Linked DNA regions of Homo sapiens: region 1 is linked to region 2. Evidence: chromatin loops called from intact Hi-C (ENCODE). Cell type or tissue: GM12878. All regions are shown on one strand. Links, peaks and the distances in the headings refer to the core of each region. The heading gives the core; the rest is flanking DNA.

What was found. Peaks named below come from ENCODE experiments on the same cell type or tissue, not always from the same donor. Only the 100,000 strongest peaks of a DNase experiment are listed, where the experiment ranks them.
Region 1: a loop joins it to region 2, with 5 times the contacts of the local background. A loop is called at or near these places in 2 of 110 quality-filtered maps.

What each region holds. Positions count from the first base shown.
Region 1 is chr18:57,020,251-57,028,587 of GRCh38, forward strand. WDR7 (WD repeat domain 7) reads left to right here. Exons shown (of 28, transcript NM_015285.3): 27 at 495-599; 28 at 6,754-8,337. The coding sequence ends at 6,957. Among named protein-coding and RNA genes, the nearest start is that of WDR7-OT1, 16 kb to the right of the region's middle. In GM12878, for the core only: no CTCF peak of the experiment used is centred there; DNase peaks (open chromatin) are centred at 841 and 3,391; H3K4me3 peaks cover 396 bases.
Region 2 is chr18:57,074,155-57,082,491 of GRCh38, forward strand. No RefSeq gene overlaps it. Among named protein-coding and RNA genes, the nearest start is that of LINC-ROR, 6.2 kb to the left of the region's middle. RefSeq lists enhancers at 2,320-3,269, 3,270-4,219, 3,865-3,934, 4,220-5,168. In GM12878, for the core only: a CTCF peak has its summit at 4,321; a DNase peak (open chromatin) is centred at 3,857; H3K27ac peaks cover 597 bases.

The DNA.
Region 1 (8,337 bases), core at 49-8,048, 54 kb before region 2:
AATGAAGCATAAAGCATGAGCAGTGTATAATTATTAAGGAGATGAAATTATAGTCTTTAACTCCTTCCAGAACAGGGATTTTTATAACGCAGCTTTGATTGTTTTTTATTTCAGATGAGCAAAGTTCCTGGATACTTCTGGTGATCAGTTTCTTACCTTTCTAACTAATTGTAAAATTTTTCCCTGTGGTGGACATAAATGAATTAGCACATTGGTTTGCCTATTAATATATGCTTTTTCTTTGGGCTCATGCTGCCCTCCCCAACTAGGAGGCAGGTGGACACCTCAGAACAAGATTGAAGCCCTTGGAGAGTTCCCTCAATGAGAGAACGTCTGTTGCTTTGCTTATTTTTCTAAGCTGATTTTATAAACAAAGAAGATAACAGCATCTAATACCCATGACGTAACTTGTTCAACATTGAATGCATTTGTGTGTGTACTTGTAATTGTCCTGTGAAATGCTTATCATTCATGATATCTGAATTTTATTTTAGACAATCCATGGACACAAGGGACCAATCACTGCAGTGGCTTTTGCTCCTGATGGAAGATATCTTGCCACCTACTCAAACACTGACAGCCACATTTCTTTTTGGCAGGTAAGAGTAGATGCTCCAGGGTCTTAAAGCATATACTGCGTGATATGCCTTTGGTAGTAAGCCTTCCTGTTGAGCCTACCTGCCGGCCCTCCTTCCTGTCCTCCCTCCCTCCTTGCAGCAAACATCCAGTCTGTATTGATTGCTGATGATGTGCCAGGCACTAGCATGCAGGGTGCTGAGAATACAATTAGCAATCTGGAAAGAGGGGCATCTGCTCTCATGGAGCTTGCAGTCTGAAGTAGACATACATAAATAAGCAAGCAATTATGGTCCCAGGGGAGCCTGAGAATAAGGTGGTGGGAAGGCTTTTCAGGGGAAGTGACACCTAAACTGAGGCTTGAGTGATGTGGAGGAAGGGCTCAGTGTTCAGGGTGGGTCAGGAGGTGTGGGTGGTTAAGAAGGGGGCACAGGTGCATGAGTAGCCGTGAGCAAGGGCCGGCATGTTTGAGGGCCTGGCCTGAGAGGAATCGGGCAGGAGAAGCCTCGCTGGCTTCAGCTATTCATTTACACGAGGCCTTCACACTTGGTCCCTGGGTCTGTGACTCTAACAGGGTGTAGGGCATAGGATAATAAGGTGTTTTCCTAGTGTTCACCTCATGTCCCTTTTATAATTATCTCATTTTTCTTTGCATTCTGAATTTCCCACATAATACTCATAATGCTCAAACTGTTCAGAACATTTCTTAAGATCTCACGTAGTCTTTGGTAAGCAGTTCATGAGAATGCCTATGTTTAGTTCTGAATAAAATGAACATTAATTTTGAGCAACTAATTTTGGCAATAGAATATGTTTGATCCTCACTGCTTAATTTCTATCCCATCTTCTTTTTAATTACCTTACTCTTTTAGTCCTGAAAATTACCAAGAAATTAAACACCCCCAAAAAAGTTAATTTAAAATTTTGTTGTTACCTTTATTTTCTTAGAATGCCAGTATGTTTTATGAGATTCAGTTTATTGCTTTGAAATCTAAAACAAAACAAAATAAAAGTTTAAACAAGGCTTCAGCATAACTGGGTGATAGTTGGAAAAAATCAATAGGTAATAAAATGTAAAATGGATACAATAAATTACTTAAGTAACAACGTGCTATTAAAGCATGACAACTTCAAAATCTGTCAGACTTCTTCTACTTTTATCTAATTTAGTTTTCCAGTTTATTTTCTCATTAGCCTTTCTTCCAGAATATATCTCCAGCATCTTAATTCGCTCATATTAAACTCCCTTTATCAGAGATCTCACCCAGCCCTCATTTTCCCAGTGAGTATCCACAGCACTGGTGTTTTCCACTCCTGAAATTCCACAGTGATTCCATTAGGTGTCCAGAAACTGGGCTTTTGCAGCAGTGGTTCTTTAAGGATTTTACCTACTGATTTTTTTGGGGTCCCCCCCGCCGCCACTCGTGTCTAACTCAATGGCCTCTGTTATGTCAGCTGTACCTTCATACAAATTTTCTTTTATTTCCTGTTCTCTTGGGATCTTGGAGGAATATTTATATAAAGCTCCACTCATTCCACATTTATTGGATGTCTGAGTGGTAGGTACTGGCCTGTGCATTAGAGACACAGAGATCAGTAAGTCATGGGTCCGTGCTTGCCAGAAACCTGTGTTCTGTCCAGGGTTTCTTCTTTGGAATAAACAAACAAAACATCTCTTTTTTCCAACTTTCTTTCTGCTAAGAAAACATAATTTCTTATATAAGAAATACCTCACATATTAGCCAGATTTGAAACTTTTCCCAGTATTTTCAGGAGTATTTTAAATGAAATTTTCTAAATGTTAAATTATCTTTTTCCCCTAAGATCTTCAAGGTTTTATTTGGATATGCTCATCCCTTCCTTGAATATTTTTCTATTTATATCAAAATTACTGCCCAGGTCACTGATGGGATTATGGGTAACATCCTTTTCACTTAGAGACCAAGCTCGTTTATTAGATGGCTTCCTTTTCAGGTAACATCTTTTTGTCTTCCAGTTCCTCTCTGAAGCCTCCTGCTGTTGACTCTGGGCTTTGCCAAGCGCACTCACATCTGTGTGCCTGGACACGTGGCTTTGCACACAGTGGGGCTGCAGTACATGTCCTTAATCCACAAGCTCACCTACTCCAAGGGCTGCTTCCTGTTATTTGCACATGCCAAAGCCAAAGCAGCCCAGGCAACACCCAGGTCATTCTTGCCTCTAAAACCAATGTCGGAATTTAACATACAGCCCATTTCTTCATGTTTATGTTGTACCAAACTCAGTCTTGAAATTTTAATGGAAGATACAAAAACAAGTCCTTTCAGCTTTCTCAGGAAAATGCAATGAAATCTCTTCCAGAATTGTAGTTGTCTTATTTGAATTAAGAGTCCAAAAAACAGTATTAGATCTACTGCTGCTCTCCCCAAATGGGCTTTGCTGATTTATTTAGATACATGTTGTTTCGTTGTAATGATGTATCAGAATACTTTTATATTATTCCAGTAAGTGTACTGTAATATATTTTGAAAAGTTAATGAAGTCTTATTAATACAGAGCCTTACTAAAGCTATCAGCTATTAAAATCTTTGCTGAGAAATGAGTGTTAATGAGAAATATTGGTTGGATAATTACTCAAGTGAGACTTAGTAAGGTCTGTGTGCAGCATTACTTACATTGGGAATAGCATTAAAACATTTCCTGTTGTGATGAATTATAGCTGTGTTTCTGTGTGTTCAGAAAATAATCTTCAAAGAACCAGTTTTGTGAAGCGTTTATTTTTGAAGGGAAGAAAAAAGCCAAAGTTACACTTGAGTGAATTTACATTCTCATCTATCAAATGATGTAATTTGGCAGTCTTTCAAGCCCTTTGATTTTCTAACCCCGTTTTCTACAATTTGAATATTTCACTTCTCTGTATCCATTGGCATTTGAGCAAGAGGAGGAGTTTAGTAATGAAATACAGTCACAATTCTCTCACCCAAATCTTACCACCACTGTCCAGCAAATATCCTTTTTCAGAAATGCTGATAATAAATTAGGTAGATACTGGTTTCGTTTATTTTTATTTACTCCATTGTATAGTAGAATACTATTCAGCCATTTAAAAGGAATAATGTAAATTTGTAGTCATTAACAAGAGAAGACTGCCATCAGCATTTTGTTGAACAAAAAGGCAAATTATGAAACTACATTTTAATATAAGCTTGTTTATATAAAATTTATTAACTCTGCTTCTCTTCATCTTTATGTATATGTGGAGGTCTGGAAGGTTGTTTACCAAAATTTTAACAGTGACTGTCTTTGGGAAAAGATATTTCAGGGGTTTTTTGCTTTCCTTTTTGTACTTTTCTTTATTATTTGAATTTTCCACAATGAGTATTTACTATCTTTGCAATCAGGAAAAAGTGAATGTTACCAAATCTCATAATTCCACATAGTTTGCATTCATTCAAGGCTCAAGATGTCCTTACTCGAGCATCGTTTGTATCCAGTCGCTGTTCAAGAAAACATTAATATTGAAAAAATTGTTAGTTGTTTCAGAGAGAGTCATTTGTCTGAGTTTATTGGAAAAATTAATACCGTTACTATAATACTTCACATTCATGCCGAATTTGAAGAGGTCATAGGGAAAGGATGATCTTGAGCAATGCATTTTAGTGAACATGGGGGTCTTTATCGTTCCACATGTTATGTCCCTTACAGGATTTCACATATCCCTATTCTCAGACAGGAATAGGGATATGTGAGCTATGATAGTTATGTCCCTTATAGAATTTCACATATCCCTATTCTCAGGCAGGAATAGGGATATGTGAGCTATGATAGTTATGTCCCTTATAGAATTTCACATATCCCTATTCTCAGACAGGAATAGGGATATGTGAACTATGATAGTTATGTCCCTTACAGGATTTCACATATCCCTATTCTCAGACAGGAATAGGGATATGTGAGCTATGATAGTTATGTCCCTTATAGAATTTCACATATCCCTATTCTCAGACAGGAATAGGGATATGTGAGCTATGATAGTTATGTCCCTTACAGGATTTCACATATCCCTATTCTCAGGCAGGAATAGGGATATGTGAACTATGATAGTTATGTCCCTTATAGAATTTCACAAATCCCTATTCTCAGGCAGGAAGGCTATTTGACCTGACCAAAGGCATTTATCAAAGTAGGGATGGCTCAGGTTATAAGAGGAACCCAGTTGTAATGGCCTTTTCTAAAATCTTTACATCTAGAGTATTCCCATGAGATATTCTCTCCCTTTTCATGTTTAGCTCTCAACCCATTTTTTGTTCCTGGCTAAATTTGAAGAGAGGAATTAAAAATAAGGAAGTGTCTGAGCATTATATGCCCCTTGCATTTTGAATTACCAGCAGAAGTCAAGCTTCATACATATATTCATAGAAAATCCATAAAGAATGAAAAATACCTTGTAGTTATTTATCAACTGAGAAATTAGATTTTTTCTAAAACACACTACGCCTGTTGATGCCAGTTAATGTTAACCAGCAATCTTCTGTGTCATTTGGATCTATCAAATTAAGCTCATCATCATTATTTATATTTTAACTATTTGGGAACATCCAAGAAAGCAATAAGGCATTGATTTTTATCTTCTGTGAAGTTTTTGGGAAAAGGAGAGAAGGAAGCAAAGAAACACGCTTCTGAAAGGGTGACAGTAAGGAACTGCCTGGCTGGAAACAGGAACCGAACTTTAACAGAAAGAGTTAACAATAACCATACATTTGGTTTTAAAATGTGACCTCGTACACTAGTGATTTTTTTTCACCTCTGTGTTGTGTTCAGCGCTATTATTAATGCAGGAAAATCAGTAACATTAGTCATCTTAAAAGGGTTATTACTCAAGATGATTTAAATTGTGAAAATGTCAGTGGAGCCTGCACACACTCTGCTAGAGATGCCATGATTTACGCCCTCTGACACCATCCTGCTGCTGAGAAGGGCTAGAAAAAGGAATGGCTTGTGTTTTGCACTGATCCACATGCAGGGGATGATGTCAGTGATAACGCATCTTAAATGTCCTAGGATTTGCCAGAGTTTCATGGATCAACCATTTGTAGATGTTGGATCATAATCTGCATGCTTCATGCAAATCTCTAGAATCTTACATCGAGATGGAGGTTATACTGGAGAGAAGCATTGGAAATGAAAATTAGTACAAAGAAAAAGTGTTATTTCCAAGGCTTCTTTCCAGATTTTCAGTATTCTTTCCATGTGATATTATAATAGCACACATAATGCTATTGAAGATATTTTAAGTAATATTTAGAATCTAAAGAAATCTTCAGACTCAGTTGCTTAGGAAACAGTTCACTTAGACAGCTACCATTCAGTATTTAGTACTTCAACCTGAATGCATAGTTGTTCATGATTCATAATTTCCATGTTGTTTTTCATTTATGTGGCTGGATTAAGAAAACCTAAAATTTAAATCCAGAAAAACTGCCAAAAAGCAGAAGTTATCAATTGATAAAAAGGTATTGTCAATAAAATATTAACAGCAGACTCTCCTTAGTATGATAGCAAAACAGTGAGGCACAGACATAGTGTTGAGATGAAATTGATTCTGGTTCTGCACTTTATAATAAGCAAGAGCTTTCCAGAAAGCGAGTTTTTAAAAAGCAAGTGAAGAGTGAAGGTATTAGTAGGTGGGAAATGGGGGTGGAAGGGAGTCTTGAGCTTTATTTGATCCAATTGTCACTCTATCTACTGCTTAACTTTGCTTCCTTTTCTTGAACTAATTACAAATCCCAAAACTTGTCTTCGCTGACTCATCCTTCAGGGAGTGAGTGCAGTTAGCATTGTGGTAAAGAACATGAAAGTCTTCAGTTTTAAATATCCACAATTTCCAAATATCTGTGTTGTCTAAATGAACCATTTTATTAAGAGGTATAATTTAGCCCTCTTCCTAAAGATCCATGGACTCTCCTTTTGTCAGGTTCTACCCCTATAAAATTCCTCTAGATTTCTGCATTTACCATAACAGCATCGGAACAATTCCAAGCACACTGAAAGGAACTTTTGAGAGGTTAAGAACAAGCTTAGGTGAAGGAGAATAACCATGATGGAGGGGAAAGTAGCCAGGAGAGATCGACCCAGTCTCTGTGATAGGGAAAGGGAGAGGGCTGTTCAAGTGACACATGTGCTCTCCTGTCCCTCCAGATGAACACGTCACTGCTGGGAAGCATCGGCATGCTGAACTCGGCACCTCAGCTGCGCTGCATTAAAACCTACCAGGTGCCCCCTGTGCAGCCCGCGTCCCCCGGCTCCCACAATGCCCTCAAGCTGGCCCGGCTCATCTGGACTTCCAACCGCAACGTCATCCTCATGGCCCATGACGGGAAGGAGCACCGCTTCATGGTCTAATGCTGCTGCCTGCCGCCGTGACTGCGTTTTAGTTCTCTAAATTATCCAAGCCGATGTTGCTCTGTCCTTCCTCACACCAGATTGTTCCCAGGGGCCTGCCCACCCCAGTGCCATCCAGTGGCACGGCCGGGTCTTGTCACTTGTGCATGCTTCTCAGGGGCAGAACCCGCTCGTGCCATCTGTCGATTCAGAGGCACGCACACATGCTCTGCAGGATGTGGCCATCCTGTCACCAGGTAGTTTTTCCCTGCCAGAGATGGCAGGGGAAAGCCAGTGGTTCCTGGGAACGCTCTTGTTGCTTGGTGCAACAGAAGCACAAAAATCAATAAACACTGTGATTGCACTCCCAGCCCAGATCAGCATTTTTAGCCATCTCAACCGCACCTCTGAAGTGCTGCTTGAATCTGGCCGTTCTGACACTGGGTGTTGAGGTCATGTGGCAGTCCTCACGATTGAAATTATTGCCCTTTGAATTACCTAAAATATTGTTTACCAAAAAGATTCTGTGTTTACATGTTCTTTTCTTCTGGTGATTGCTAGGAAATTACTCAATCCAATTTCCTAGGGTTTAGCTACCACCTTCTTTATCAACAGCTAACCAATTTGAGATTCATGATTAATTATGTACACAAAAATATTTTCCTTGTAGAAAATAGTTTTCCAGACACTTAGCCTTCTGAAGTGCTCATCTCTTGCTTAAATGATAGTCTATTTAGTAGTTTAAAATAAAAATAATCACTCCCTATGATCTAGTTAATGTAATTATCCAGTCACTGTAACTAATCTCTTGAAGGGACTTTTGTGATAAAGAGCCAAGTTCAGAAGCATAGCGTGTACCGAAAATGAAGACTCTCCTATCTACTGCTACAGATCCTGTTGAAGAAAGAGCTTACCCCTTTCCCCCGGAAAACTTGCAATCCTGTAGTTCCCATATGTGTGGCATATGTCAGTTATGAAATTATTATAATTCAGCCTTCAAACTACTACTGATCAACTAAAGGAAAGCTAATAAGGTATTTCTTTTAAACAAGTATTCTGGAAAAGTAATAACTATGGCACAAATGTTCAGGAGTGTATATAAAAATATGTGGGCTCTCGATTTATTTGAGCAAACATTGCAATGAGGGTGTTCATTATGCTTCTAAGTAAGCTTTAACTAGACCACTTTCTTCTTATGTCAGATTGTGCTGGTTCTAGCTCATAATAATGAAAAAAATAGAATTATATTTTGTATGAATTGTTTCTAACAAACCTTGATCTGTATATACTTGTGAGGGGTTGTTTGGTTGCCTAATTGTTGATTGGTTGGTTAGTTGGGCAAAATCATTTATTACATGCAAAAATAGAAAATTATTTGTTAAATTCAGAGAAAATATGTGA
Region 2 (8,337 bases), core at 309-8,308:
AGATTCCAATTGCCTGCCTTATGTGTTGCAAATAATTTCCAGGTAATGATCAAATTCCTTTCTTCTCTGGTGAGGAAATTTGTTCATGGTTAAGGCTGATCAGCTTTCAGATATCATGGCTATCAGTCAGAAAGACACAAACAATACGGTGCATTGTACACTTATGTAATTAGCATTTCCCCCAATTAGAGTATTAGGAGAAGCATAACATCAAGACTTGGTTTGATGTTGGGCATGCTGTTTTTTTGTGGCATCGTCTTCGGGAATAATGGCATTTAGCTATATACGAAGAAATATCTACAGAGCGAGCACCAGGCAGAGGCTAGCTGGTCCCCTAGCCAGCTAGGTGGTGTCATTCAGACTCCATCTTGCAGGAAGAATTATGGAGGTGCTAGAAATTTCAAGGGCAACCTCCTGTACACCCTTCTCTTCTCCACCTCTGCCCCTGCCCCCTTTAATTAGGTTGTTTGGTTTGTCCCTGACAGTAACCAAAGTTACCAGGGCCTATGCAGAAAGGAGACTTCTTGGTCTCTGTCTCCAGTGAGAGGATGAACACCTCGCAAGGGGTTAAACTCAGAGGGACCCTGGAGACCAGCGTTGCAGAGTACCCCTCCTGGGAGCCACTGTGGCTGAGTGACAGCTGAAAGGCTGGGAAGTGTCACCGAGAGACAGAGGAGGACCCAGCACTCTGGGTAGATTTTTATCACTTTCTTGAACACTTCAAATTACAAACATTAGTTCTGAGGCTTTGTTTCACAATTGGTGCCGCAGCAATTGGTTTTTGTTCATTGATTTACATGAACGCATATTGTAGTTGGTTTCTTAGGATACATAATTTGTGTCGAGAGGTTGCTTTTGTTCCTGGGAACTCTTGAGGGAATGTGGGAGAATGAAAATATCACCGCAATGCATCCCTCCCCTCCTGGGGATCTCATCTGTTGTTGGGGTGGGGGGCTGGCAACATCCACTTGTTCACAGGTCAGTGAGAAGCGAGAGGAGGTGACGGGTGTCTGTCTCTGTCTTGGCCCTATTTTCACTTTGGCCTCATGGTCAGGGCATTGTTGACATTTTGAGCTGGGGGTGGGAGGGCTGTCCTGTGCATTGTAGGGTAATTAACAGTGTCCTGGGATTGTACCCACTAGATGCCAGTGGCACCCCCTTCCCCAGTTTCAACAACCAAAAATGCCCCCAGATGTTGCCAGATGTCCTCTGGGGCAAAACCATCCCTGGTTGAGAACCACTGGCTCAGGATAACTAGAAACTCCACAGACCTAGACTACATGCCCAGATGTGGCACCTAGAGTGTAGGGTTCCTAGTGCCATGGAAGCATGTGGGCATTGGGGAAAGGGAGGAAGTTGGGGGAGAGTCACCCTCTAGGAAAAAAAAAATTCTCACCAGAAAAAAAAATAAAGTTAGCCAACTCTTATATAGACCTCATAGTGACCCGACACTAGACTAGAACACTTTTATCATCTAATTTTCCCAACAGTCCCATAAGAGAGATCCTCTCATTCTTTTCATTTTGTGGATGAGGAAACTCAGGCAAAGAAAAATTAAGTTGTTTGCCCAAGGCCAAAATCTAATTAGAAGCAAAACTGGGATTTGAACCTAGGTCTCCCTGGCATCTTGTACCTCGCCAGTGGATGGCTTAAGAGCATGGAGAAATCAACAGCCCCAGAACCTGTGCTCGCTCCCTTGGGAGGCTGTTATTGCATCTGCTGCAGCTGTGCCCACTGCCAGGATGCCTCTGGCCAGCTCTTTGCATAACAATGCTCAGAAAAAGAACCAAGAATGACCCTGCTTAAGGGCGCTGTGACTTAAGGAAATGCTCACTCTCCCAGAGGAGAACCGAGAACCTCACTTGGAGACACAGAATCCAGAATCCAGTGAACACCACTTGGCATCGGCCCTCCCAGGCTCAGTCCTTTGCTGCCTGCGAAGAGCGTGTGGCTTCCTCCGAAGGTGCCATGCCAGCGTCCTGCATTTAACCTCCCCCACTGGGGAGCCTTGTTTACTAAACAAAGCGACTGCACAGAATCGGGCCTCTGGGGAAGGCAGCAAGGTGGAAGGGCAGGGGTCAAGAAGCGGGGTCAAAGGGCTGAGACCCTGGGGAAAGCGGGAGATTAAACATCCTCCTTTTCAAATCGGGAGGTTCAGATAATTAATTGGTCCCCGAACATGAAAGCTTTCAATGATTGTCCTGGGCAGTGGCCATTCCGCCTTGCTTCTCGTCTGGCTTGCTGGGACCCTCTTCTGCACTGCCCAAGCTGGGGCCAGACCAGCTGATACCCAAGCGGACAGAGGTCTGGCCCAAAGGAGGCCTGTGCCAGTGTCTGTCCCCACAGAATCCCTTCTTCACTGTTACAGTGACAGTCTGCCTTTCACACAGACGGCCAACCTCTGGAAGGACCGGGCCTCTGAGGACAAGGAGAGTCAGGGATAGGGGGCCGCTTCCATGCTGGGACCACCATGGTGTACATGGCCTCCTGGCCAATTGGAACTCCCTGGCAGAGAGACGGCAACTGAGGGATCACGTCCTCCCTCGCTGCCCTGGGAGAATCTGAGTCTGGCTGATCCCATCAGGATTGCTCCCACTTTCTGAACCAGAAACACCCCAAAAGCCTTCTGACATCATGGTGATCCGTGAGAGTGGGGTGACAATTTCCCACATGGCATACCTGTGGGAAGGTGAGAGATGGGTACCTTGATGTCTTTTAAAATTCCTCTTTGACAAGGATGATGGTCATAAACATGAACGAGGACCACACACACACAGATGTTCACCTGCTGCCCTCAAGTCTCTTGCCCGTCATGATGTGTGATCCCATTTTACAGATGAGAAGACAGAGACTTCTCATGAGCACTCTCTGGAGTCAGGGGCTCCTGGCTGCACAGTGGTCTCTCTCGGGGGAACAAGAGAGACCTCCGAGAAGGCATGTTCTCCACCCTGGAGAGTGAGCTGCTGCAGGGCTGGGCCAGGGGAGGGAGTGATTGTGGAGCTGCAGCCTGAGTCTGTGGGGCAGAGGGCCCAGTTTGCCGGTGGCGGCCTTGCCTGTCCTCTGCAGGGCTCCCATGGGCTTGGGAAGGGGCCATGTGGAGAACCCTCCTGGGTGCTGAGGAGCCAGTCTCTGGGAGTGGCCATTCTGGGCAGGACTCCCCAGAACTGTGCTCAGGCCAAGGCCAGCTCTGGTAGAGTCAGGATGACCATTGGAAAGCCCCCAGAGGGGGCAAAACTTAGCCGTGGGGATTGGGCAGGGTAGGCGCAGGAAGCCAGAGGCCCCTGCCAAGGGAACAGTGCACCCCATTGGCAGGTCCTTGGTCAAGGGTGGGGCCCGGGGTGAGGGACTTGCACCAGTGCGGGAGGGGTGGGGGCGGGGTTGCTGATGACTGCTAAGTGCCCTAGCAATGAAGCTGAAAGGGCTCTCAGGCACCCCTTTCTTCTTTCCTGAAAGGATCAATCGCAGAGCTCTGCCTTTGTGTGTGTGATGGCCCTGCTGTGAAGTACACTTAAGGAATCAAGTTTTCTAAAATTCTATAAATCATTATTCCAGCCTCTTGCTCACCCGCTCCAAAATCATTCATCTGCTGAAATATTTAGCGATGGGTGCGTCTGCGCACACACACCCTGTAGGCAGGCATGCGGAAGAGGACATAGGAGCCGTGGCAGAGGTGTCCCAAGGCCTCTGCCTCTCTGCTGTCCCTTCACAGCGACCTTAACAGGCCCCATGATAGTCATGTGCAGGTGATCGTGACCAAATCTTGAGATGTGGCTTCCTCCGCCCCTCTCGAGGGCTCCATAAAAGGAAGTCCCCAGGGTACTGTGGTAACACCCTGGTGGCTCCCTCTGGGGTCCCAAAGAGGAAGGCGTGGGTGTGTGCACAGGTTTGTGGTCAGGTCTGCTAGGGTGGCCGGGGAACACCACCCTGTAGAAGTTGTTCCTGGCTCCTGTCCTCTGCACTGTTGGCCACTCTTAGCAAGCATCTGGGGAGAGCAGTGTTGTGCTGATGTGATGAGTTTAGCCTGTGAGTTGTGGGCTGGGCAGGGGAGACTGGAAGTGGTGGCCCTTTGGTGGACTTGGTTATTTGAGAGTGAGGGTTTTGGCCTGGTTCCTCTGTCCTCACCAGGGCTAGAAGCTCCAGTACTTTCCAGAATTTTCCACCCCTCCCTCCCTGTACACACACACCCTGACACATGACAGGGCAGACCACAGCAGCCACAGCCAATGTCCCTGAAAGGCAAGGCAGGCCTGATTGATTTGCAGTGGTTGATCTGTGTAATGTCCCTTCTCCCCAAGCACCCATCTCGCCTGCAGAGGTGCTACATTACTTCGCAGGCCTGGCTGCCAGCCTGACACCCTACGCCCTGGAGGATGCTTGGGAGGTTACAGGTGCAACAAGCAAAATGAAAATCCATAGTTTTAAACCTTTATGAATTGAGAATGTGAACCTGGCAAATGGACCCGGAGTTACTAACGGACAATTGGTGTAACCAGCCCATCCATCCTCCAGGACCTGGCAAGGCCATTTCCGTGAACTGCTGGCTCCTAAACACGGAGCCTTCCCTGAGCCTGCCTTCCCTCCCCCTTCTCAGAGTCAGGAAAACAGATGCAGGCATGGGAAAAAGACCTGCAGACGGCCTGCCAGGGGCCCCCCGGCTCTGTGTGCCCAGGTGAGGCCTTAGGAGGAGGCAGCAGTGGGTGTCGGGGAGGGGATTCAGGCCTCCTGGGCTGTCCAGGGCTTTAGCCAACCATCAATGGGCGAAACAGAGCCGCTATCCTGACTTCCACATACAAGCATTAGAAATCTCCTCTTGTACAAAGGAAGACCATATCCCAACCATACATGTGCACTTGACTCAATGGCTGTGCTATCAAGTGGGAGGGACATCCAGCCCTGGGTCCCCCCGGTCCTAGCCATCTGTATGTACTAAGGACACTGTCTCTCAGAGCCTGCAAACATGCCATCCCTGCAATACCCATGAGTCACTCACCTTCTCAGAGGAGCCTTTTCTGGCAATTCTGTTGAATGTTGCCCCAACCCTGTATTCCCTACACACTGCCTGCTTTATTTTCTCTATAGCTGTGGTCACAATTGGACGGACTGTATATTTTACTTATTTGTGGGTTTCATATCTGTTTTTCTCCTCTAGGACAGAAGCTCCATGAGGGCTGGAATTATCGTCTGTTCTGTTTGCTATTTTTTCCAAGCACCTAGAAAATTACCTGGCACATAGTAGGTGAATAATAAGTATTTGTTGAGTGAATAAATGAATGGTTGGATGTCCCAGAGGTGTGAGGCTTTTCCTTGTTTGAACCCCAGCACTCTGATCTCCACCCTCTAGAGGGGATTGTCCCTTTCCTGTTGCTGCTTCATTAGCTGTCGTGACCTTGCCAGGACCTGCCTGCTCGGCTGCCTTCCCACTCTTTTTTCTCCTGTCCAGCCCCGCGCCATTCTCATGCTCCTGGTACATGAGAGCAGTTTACTGTTCTGCTCCCGTCTGGGTGTTCTCTCTTTTCCTGCAGGCCCAAGATCACTAATTAAATGAAGGGACTTGGCGTTTTTCTCCCTGCATGCCCCCATCCTTCACCAAGCACCCCCCAACCCCAACACTTGGACACAACTGATGCTGAGTTGGAAGTTTCCTAAAAGTTACTGTGGACTTTCCCTCTAGACAGCAGCATGAGCTGCTCCGCACCTTCACAAACAAGGGAACAAGGGGACAAGTTCAGCCCTTTGAGGATTAAACTCTGAAATCAACCCATGATTGATGGGGGCAGAGATAAACAGCCCTGAGAAGCAGAAGGGACACAAAAGAAGTGATCAATAAATGTTAGCTTCCTTCTGCTGTGGTCTGAATGTTTGTGTCCCTTCAAAATTCATATCTTCATACCTAATCTCCAATGAGATAGTGTTAAGGGGTGGAGCTTTGGGCGGAGTCCTCATGAATGGGATTAGTGCCTTTAAAATATAGGCCTGAGGAAGTTTGTTTTCCCTTCTGCCATGTGAGCACACAGCTGGAAGGTGCCATCTATGAGGCAGAGCATGGGTCCTCGCCAGACACCAAATCTGTTGTCACCTTGATCTTGGACTTCCCAGCCTCCAGAACTGTGAGCAACAAGTTTCTGTTGTTTATAAATTATCCAGTCCAAGAAACTGTGTTACAGCAGCCTGAATGGACTAAGACACCTTCCTTTTCCCTTCATTTTCTCACTGCACGAGTCTGGGGTATTTGTTCATCAGATGATGTGTCAGTCAGGATGAGTTAGGTGATCATGCTGCAGTAACTAACAAAAGATTATTTCTAGATTATGCTATGGTCATGAAAGTTTCTTTCTGCCTCATGCTACAGATCCCCCATGGCTGAGGAGTTTTGTTGTAGTTCTCTTCATTCTGCACTGCAGGCAGATACAAGAGTGAGTATCTTTGACATTCCCTGTTGCAGAGAGAAAGAGAATGTATCATGAGTGGGTGCTTTCTTAAGTCTACCCAGGAAGTGACATTTATATTCCCACTCACTTTTCACTGGCTTGAACATGTCACATGGCTATGTGGAGCAGGAAGGGCAATCTTGCCATGTGCCCCAGGGGAGATCCGGAAGTCATCTGATGAATAGCACTGACTCCCACCGTGAGAGGCCTTTTTCTGAAAGAAGGGGTGCACTGGGTCACTGCCGACACTTTTCCTGTTTTGAGGAACCTGTGAGTCCCTGTCTGTTTTCATGCCAGCCTTGCTGAGGAGCCCCAGGAATCTTCCCCTAGTCTGTCTGGGCTCCTCTGCAACAGTCTGCTCTGAAGGCAGCTCTTGTTCTTTGCCTCCCACAGGCGCCCTGATGGCTCCAGAGGGCAGCCTCTCGGTGACAGGGCTGTTTTTATGGATTGCTGAGGTTGGATGGAGGTTGATCAGCAGAATGGCCCACATCCTACGGTCACTCACCTTTGGCCTGAGCCCAGTTGTAGGGTGCTGCTGCTGCACCTGCAGAGGAAAGGGGGCAGGTGGCCAGGGTTGCAGACTTAGGCCCACTTGCTCTGGGGCCCAGGCCAGAAAGCACCAATTCTGAGGCTCCATCAAAGACCCTCTTCAGGGGCACAGGGCTTAGGAAGGCAGTGAATGCCTCCTAAGAGGCAGAGTTGGTTTGGGAACTCGCGTCTTTTTCTCTTTGTTAAAAAAAAAAAAAGACTGACTTGGCACATCATTTCAGTAGCGCTCTTTTCAGCAGATCAGACCCTCTGGTTCTTCTATCTTTTCAACACATGCCAATCTTGGATGAACCCAATTATCTGCCTTCATTCAAGGAGCTGAGGACTGTTGGAGGAAGTCTCACAATAGGACAGACAGATGGATGCCACTGGAAACGTACAAACTCCAATCTCAAATAAAGCCTCAAAACTGCCCAGCAACCCTACAGTGGTTCTCTGCCAACTTTCCCTCCTTCGCTCTCCAGAGTGATGAGTTCAGAACTTTGCCATTGCCTTCACACTTTCAAGCTCTTCCATCCTTGCCTTTCTTCTCACTCTTGACAGCATTTCTCAAAGTTCTTATTCTGGAAAACACTTTAAAATACTTTCTAGGTCTGATGTAACTCATGCATAAAATTTATTTAATCTATGGATTGTGGTACATTAACATAATCAGGAAATTATAGATATTATAAACCAATAAAATGTCAATGCGTTTTTGAGTAGGAAAAAAAAAAGCCGGTGGGGCGGGGGAGTGGGGAGTGGGGTGGGGCATGGAAGGGAAATGCCTGAGAGTCACCAAAGGCTATGGAGATGTCAAGTTTCTTTCAAGACAGGCTTTTAATGAAGGAAGTGAAAATAGAGCAGATGAAAAAAATACACGTGCAATGTAATCAAGGCAAATGCATCTTCACAAATGCCTTTTCTAAGTTGTTAGTGATACAAAAGCCGCGGTAGAATCTGTTTCCTTGTGAGCCTTCTGGTGGTTTTGAACTATTTAAAACACACCAAAATGCAGACGGAAGGGAGCACCATGGAGCACAACAGACTGCAGGACGTTTGTGCGGAGGGGCACTGTGTGGCACGCGGCAAAGGTGTCGAAACTTAAAATAGAGCATCACTTCTTCCGAAACAGGAAAATATTCATGGGGGATTTTGCTCTCTTTTTGTATACATGTTCTATGTGGCTCTTTTCTCCCTTTTTTCGTTAGCTATATGGCAGAAAAGTTACCAGGAACCTGCATGGAAGTGGCACAGATGCCTTAGTGGATCTGGAATGTTAAAAAACAAGCTATATTTTTAAAAAAACTAGTGTAGTGAGATATAATTCACATACCATGCACTTCATCCATTTAAAGCATATAATTCAATGATTCTAGTG